2 separate regions of the Mus musculus genome follow, and region 1 is linked to region 2. The links are chromatin contacts, found by Hi-C or POLR2A ChIA-PET in ENCODE. All regions are on one chromosome and are shown on one strand. Each heading gives the region's core, a stretch centred on a gene start or an enhancer-like site at or near the end of the contact. The rest is flanking DNA. Distances are from core to core; before and after follow the strand shown.

What was found. A loop is a pair of places that touch in the nucleus more often than their neighbours do. ChIA-PET counts read pairs that join two places held with the same protein, here RNA polymerase II (POLR2A).
Region 1: POLR2A ChIA-PET joins it to region 2 with 168 read pairs in Patski. The contact joins the promoter of Sumf2 here to the promoter of Psph in region 2. A Hi-C loop is called at or near these places in 5 of 37 maps with a recorded cell type or tissue (T-helper 1 cell, T-helper 17 cell, T-helper 2 cell and 1 more). POLR2A ChIA-PET finds 5 or more read pairs at or near these places in 5 of 5 experiments (Patski and embryonic stem cell).

Annotation. Positions count from the first base shown.
Region 1 is chr5:129,845,552-129,848,849 of GRCm38, reverse strand. It overlaps Sumf2 (sulfatase modifying factor 2), which reads right to left and starts at 1,860. Exons shown (of 9, transcript NM_026445.2): 1 at 1,764-1,860. The coding sequence starts at 1,854. It overlaps Cct6a (chaperonin containing Tcp1, subunit 6a (zeta)), which reads right to left. Exons shown (of 13, transcript NM_009838.2): 12 at 3,195-3,267; 13 at 2,407-3,102. The coding sequence ends at 3,030.
Region 2 is chr5:129,785,064-129,788,557 of GRCm38, reverse strand. Psph (phosphoserine phosphatase) reads left to right here and starts at 1,305. Exons shown (of 8, transcript NM_133900.4): 1 at 1,305-1,603. Cct6a (chaperonin containing Tcp1, subunit 6a (zeta)) reads right to left here and starts at 1,202. Exons shown (of 13, transcript NM_009838.2): 1 at 983-1,202; 2 at 261-324. The coding sequence starts at 1,119.

The DNA of each region.
Region 1 (3,298 bases), core at 611-3,110, 60 kb before region 2:
CTCACCAATGCTAAGATTGCAGGCATGTGGCACTGTGCCCCAGGCTCAAGAACTTGATGTGTGTGTCACAGGGAATTGAAACCAGGGTCTCACATATGCTATGTGGTGCTCGACCCTAGCTTCTCATTTTAAAATTAGTTGCTTTTTTCCCTTATTTTAGTTTTTGATGACAAGGTCACCCTACTCCCACCCCACTCCAACCCTGGGCTGGCCTGAAAAGAAATCACTATATAGATGGACTAGCCTTGCTTGGCAGTCACAGAGATCTACCTACCTTTGCCTCTCAAGAGATTAAAGGTGTATAAGCAACCAGACCCTGCTTTTCAGGGTCTTATATTTAACCCTCTTCTCATTCTGATACAATTCTACCCATCTCAAGAATAATCCCGAGAGGGCAAAAAAAACCGAGTGAGTAGGGAGATCTCAAATTAAAGGGGAATGAAATATCAAGCTGCAATATAAACTGTAGTTTGATTGTAATTTAACAAACTAACATTTTAAAAAATATTTTTAGGGTTGAGCAGTGGTGGCCCTTTAATCCCAGCACTTGGAAGGTAGAGGCAGGCATTTCTCTGAGTTTGAGCCCTGTCTGGTCTACAGAATGAGTCCAGGACAGCCAAGGATACACAGAGAAACTCTGTCTCTAAAAGCCAAAATTAAATTTTTTTTAAGGACCAGGTTAAATCTTCTGTCCTTTGCCAGTATCTGTACACTCACGGCACACAAACACATACATAAAAAGTGGACACCTCTAAGCCCCAGCATACAGAGGCAGAAACTGATGGATCTTTGTGATTTGAGGCCAGCCTGGTCTACATAGTGAGATTCTGTCACATAACAAACTACAATCTAAGACCATATTTTATGCCTTATAATCCCAATTCTAAAGAAGCTGTCGCTGGAGATCACAAGCTCAAGACAAGCTAGGGCTACACAGTCAAGACCTTTATACCAAAATAAATAAATAAATAATTAAATAAATAAATAACCCACCCTCACCCCCCCCCAAAAAAAAAAACCAAACCCCTAAACAAGGGGCCTCTGCGCCGTAGCTTAGCTGAGAGAGTGCTTGAATCTCTATGAATTTGAGGTTAGCCTGGTCTATGTTCCAGGCCAGACAAGGCGACATAGTTGAGCCTCTGCCTCAAGTATAAAATAAAATAGGATATTAGTATATAAGAGCTCCTGTTGCTCTCGAAGACGCTCCGTTTTCAGTCTCCAGCACCCAAGCAGTGGTTTATAACCATGTTTCTTCTGTTGTAGGGATCCAACCTGACCTCCGCCGGCACCAGACACCCTCGTGGTGCACCTATATACGAGGTTGCAAAACACTCATACACATAAAATATCCTAAGAAAAACTGAATCCAAAAGTAACTAGAGATAAAAGGTGCATTTAAACAACATTTTGAGTATCCGATTACTATGTATGTGACTTAAGCGTATCTTTAACTTTCAAAGCTTTCTACAAATAAAAGCTACGAGTCACACGAGTGCACCAGCTCAAGACATGGAAATGGAGAAAAGGAAAATCAGAATGCCTTACTCCCAACGCCCCAGACAGGGCTGAATACCAGAAGAGACCCTGCTTCAAAAAAAGAAAAAAAAAAAGAAAAAGTGCAGTTTCATGATGGCCAGCCCCAGCAAGTAGCCCGAGACCCTGCAAACCCCCTCCGAGGTTAGGGTAGCATCTAGAGCGCAGGATACAGTCACTTTCAGGTGTTCAAGGATAAGGGTGATATAGGCACAGAGCCACACACTGACCTAGCTGAAGCCTGGGGCAGGACAGGAGCCACAGCAGCAACACCGGAGGGAGCAAGGAACCCATGCTGGGGAACCAGAACTCAGAGCGCATGCGTCTGCTCGGGCGCTTCTTCGCGCCTGCGCACTCGCACTGACTCAGTGACCAATGGCAGGGCGCTCCTTGGGAGCTTGCCTGTCAGGCCCGCCCATGAATGAACACAGGCCCACACCCATCCTACTCTGATTTTATCTGACTGCTTTTGTGTGATGTTAACACCCTTGCAGGTCCAATGTGCTGCAGTCTCAGCTGGCTAGAAGTTGCCCACGGTGCTGGGCACTAACTGCCTGTCTGTGAGAACCAGTAGTACGTAGCTGAGCCAACTCTCCACCCAGATATTTTCCTCTATTCAGTTGAGCTGTTCACTCACTCACTGTGGAATACGGAGCCAGCCCCTCTCCCCAAGTATCACACATAAAATCAAGTACATGAAAACCAAAGAGATAAGCTGTTACAGGTATGATGCAAAACCAAGATAGAAAATAGCCTAAAAAATCTTGTTTCACCCAAACCCTTATTCTTCAACAACCGTCCTTTTGGCTGTTAAATGTGTAACTCTCTCAGCCTCTTGTGTTCCCATGTCTGGAAGTTGGGTGGCAGAGTTCTGACCTTCCAGCCTCCACGGAGTAACTTGGCTTTATTAGCTTTTCTGAAGCATTTTCAGTCATTTCAAGTGTGAATGATCCAGTAGCTTCACTCTTTAAGTATTTATTAGACATTATGAAACCCATAAATTACCCAGATGTGTTTTACACTGGCAAGGATCTTACATGTTTAACAGGGAGTTGGCTGGATAATTTCAAATACATCCACAACAAATTATTCTTTCGACCTGGGGTCTCCTGTAGCCTGAGTTGGCATAGAAATTCCGGACTATTTCCAAAGGGCTAGGCTTACAGGCATGTGTCACCATGCCTTATTTAGGAGAAAACCATTACAAACTTTCAAAGAACACTTACGGAACAAGGGTAGACAACATGCTTATCTTATGTAATTTTTGTATCGGTGTAGCTAAAACATCTTGTTCAGTGGGTTGAAAAAGAGCTGCTTTGAGTGTCTTCAGATACTCAAGGCAAAAATAAAATAAAATTTTACAGTATAATTTGAATAGGTGTCAAATGTCCCGTTTCTTTTCTCCAATCAGGAAGAGAAAATTTTTTTCCAAATCACTTGAAGCTTGGACAAAAATAACCATTCCCCCCAACATCCTGTAGTATCACAGGCAGGCCTCAACCCTTCAGAGAGGACATCCCAGCTCGCATGATCTCGTCGACCAGGAGAATGTTGGTGGCGATCACAGTACTGAAAAGGAGGAAGAGAGGACAGATGAGCTATCAACCCAAACTGCTGTGTCTGCCGCCCGCCCGCGAGCCGCCATGATCGTGTACACTCACCAGGAGTGTAGCAGCTGCTTCTTCACACAGTAGTTATCCCACACACCCATCTCTGCAGCCACCATCGGCTCACCTGCAAATAACCAAGAGCACCAAAGGCTTTT
Region 2 (3,494 bases), core at 56-2,555:
CTAAAGTAGAGATAACAATATTCTTTTATACAATTTTTTATTTTAGCCCAGACTACAAAGTAGACCCCCCCAAAACAAACAAAAAACCCAAGGATCCAAACACATGTGTCACATTTGACAGAGTTCCTCACCCACTAAAGCACTTCCTATATTTCTGCCTGAAAGACATGATGACCTGATGAAGAATTTTATTCACCTCAAATGGAGCAAGAGGTCAAAAAAAAAAATTTTTTTTTAAACCCAGCCCGGCAGCCTCTTACCATTTCATGAAGCAGCACATTGCCATCTTTAGTAAGTTTGATGTCTCCAGCACCAGATACAAGCCTGCCAAATGGGAAGGAATTGATGAGCAAGGATGTGACTTTTTCTAATTAAAACAAAACAAGTAAGAATTCCACAAAGCAGCCAAGGGGAGGTAATGTATATCCCCCATCCCCTCTTGAAGGCAAGTGAATCACAGGGAGTTCCAGACAAGCCGTAACTTATCAGTCAGACCCGATCTCAACTAAATACATAAAGAAAATTCCCACAAAAAAGAATGAGGTGTAAAGGGAACCAAAGGAGGCTATGAAATATACGACTCCAAAGCAACCGCAATTTGAGGAACGGATACGAGAGGCGAGAAAAGAGAGTGAATTAAGACTAATTAAAAAAAAATCCAAGCGCTATGTCTCAGTGAACTTTATTCATTTGCTAGCTAACGAGGTAACAAAAACAGATCCCCTGAAATTTGGACTTTACTCCTACATCCCAGTAAACTCGGGGCCCGGGGCTGGGTTCGGGAAGGTTGCACACGCCACTCTCTTCCTCTATAAGAAATAGGTGCAAATGCCAACCCCGAAAGGCGCGGATTCGGGGGGTTTGGATGGGATGCAGCCCAGACATGGGAGAAAGAAAACGCTAGCGCGAAGGCCTGGAGGCAGCGACTCGAGTTTGCGGCCATCGAGCCGCCAGGCCCGCCCTCCCGCCAGCCCGGGCTTACATCTTCATGGTGCCCTTAGGCCCCAAGTTGGTCCTCAGAACATCCTGCAGGCCCCGAGCCGCGCTGATGTTCACCGCCAGCGCTGCCTGGGCCCGGGCCACCTCGGCCTTCGGATTTAGGGTCTTTACCGCCGCCATGGCTGGCCTAGCTCCGGGAGAGGCCGAGAACAACGTGCTCTCTGCGGGGTCTTCTCGAAAAGTCTTACGCACCCGGCCCGCCCCCGGCGTGCCCACAGAGCACCTCCATTGGGTGGCGACCCTCCTGCCGCCCGCTGATTGGCTTAATCCAACGCTGGTCTCTCTAAGACCCGCCCACCACGCCCAGTTGCGACGTCATTGCGCATCTGAGAAACTGGTTCTCCCGTCATCGGCACTCTGGATCTTAAGGTTCCGTTGTGCTCGCCCCCCAGCGTCACGGTTCGGCGCTTTTAAGAGTTTGCAGCGTGGAGGCTGCGCGGCTCCGCGGTGCAGGAAAAGCCCTGCAGGTCGTGTGTGAGGGATGCTTCGGCCTCTGCACTCGACTGGGTGTGACAGGAAGCAGAGGCGTCGGCCTCTAGTTGCAGGGTGTCTCTAGCTACTGGACTCCGGGATGCTTCCCTCACACTCTCGCGAGATTTCCCAGGTTCATTTTTTTTTTTTCCTTGCCTGTTTTATCCGTAAATTGGGGAGCACAGAAAATGGAGCCTTCCCCTGTACCCTGGTCGTTTTAAGACCCCGGAGGTTGACGGGAGGACTACGCTAGGTAGAAAGTACTAGATGGCTTTAGGAGTGGTGCGATGGGCGTTGAGGAGACTCAGGATCAGTCTGTTCTTAGGGCCCAGGTCATTGAGGCAGCTTGAAAACTAAAATGGATTTTGTTTTAATTTTTTTAAAATAATGAAACAAATAGTAATCCTTGTTTCATTCTATGTCCCAGCTAGACCACGAACTGTCTAACACGGACTGGTATTCTAACTCGTAGCAGTCCTGCTTCAACTTCCAAAGTGGTATGAGCTACTAAGCCTGCTAAAAACTAACAACTAATGGCTGGACAGTGGTGCCCAGTCTTTGAAAGCATTCTTTTAAACATTTTTTTAAAAAGAAAATAATATTAAGCGTATAAGTGTTTTTCCTGTCTGTATGTTGAGCACTTAACATATAGATACGTACTGAATTTTTAAACATGTATATGAATATGAATCACTTCTCCACACAGATGACAACTCGTAATGCCATTGGACGTATTCCACTGAGCTATATATACTGAAGGCTTTGCCATTTTGATAGGAAAGAAAAATTCTTATTCTTCTACTATACAGAGCCAGGCATAGTCACAACACGGGAGGCAAGCAGATCTCTGTGAGTTCAAGGCCAGCCTGGTCTGCATAGCAAGTTCCAGGCCAGCCGTGGCTACATAGGAAGACCCTGTCTAAAGAAAACAGAACTATAGGGTATGTAGCTCAGAGGATGAGTGCCGGTTTAACCGGTACAAAGGTCCTGAATACAGGAAATTTAAAAAGGAAAGAGAAACAACCAGTCACATGGCTGACATTTAGTTATTCCCAAACCTCTGCTCTTCTGGCTGCAGTAAGTATGCTAGTGTAATGTTTTCAAGTGGAGTTGTAGGTTTGAAAACCACAAAAGCTGTGCAGATGATAACGAGGCATGAAGAAGACTCGTGTTTACTTAATATAAAAGTCCTTAAAACATTAGCCAAGAATATATTGGAGCTGCTTTTTGTTTGTTTGTGGTTTGTTTTGTTTTTGTGACAGGGTCTCACTATGCAGACAAGGCTAGCCTTGAACTCCTGATCCTCCTGCCTCTACCTACCTCTTGTTTGTTTGTTTGTTTATCTAATGTATATAGGTGTTCTGTCTGCATGTATATCTGCTTACCAGAAGAGGGCATCAGATCCTATAGGGCTGTAGTTGTGAGCTGCCATGTTAGATGTTGAGAGTTATATGCAGGGCCTCTAGAAGAGCAGCCAGTGCTCTTAACCCACGAGCCTCTGGCTCGATCTGCCTACCTCCTAAATGCAGGTAGTACAGGCACACACCACCACACCTAGCTTACACTTTTTGGTCGGGAGCTTAACTTCTGAACTATGTCCCAGTGACTCTGTCATTCTCAACAGAGAATATCACAGCATCACCACATCTGGCTAAACTGTTTTTGTTAGGTTTTTTTTTTTTTTTTTTTTTTTTTTGTCTTCTAGTTTTCTCTGTGTAGTCTTGTTTGTCCTGGAACTCACTCTGTAGACCAGACAGGCCTCAAATTCAGAGGTCAACCCGCCTCAGCCTTCTGAGTGCTAGGATTAAAGGTGATCGCCACCACATGGCTTGTTTTTTTGTTTTTTGTTTTTAAATAGTGGCATATTTCACTAAATGACTGCATCATAATATATTTCACCAAGTTCCCATTGGGCCAAATTTATTCTGATATTTTGCAACTAAAAAAATCTCTGTGACATTTAACATATATGCGAAGATGTCTGTAAGATACATTTGAGATATGTGATTGTCACATGCTTTGGT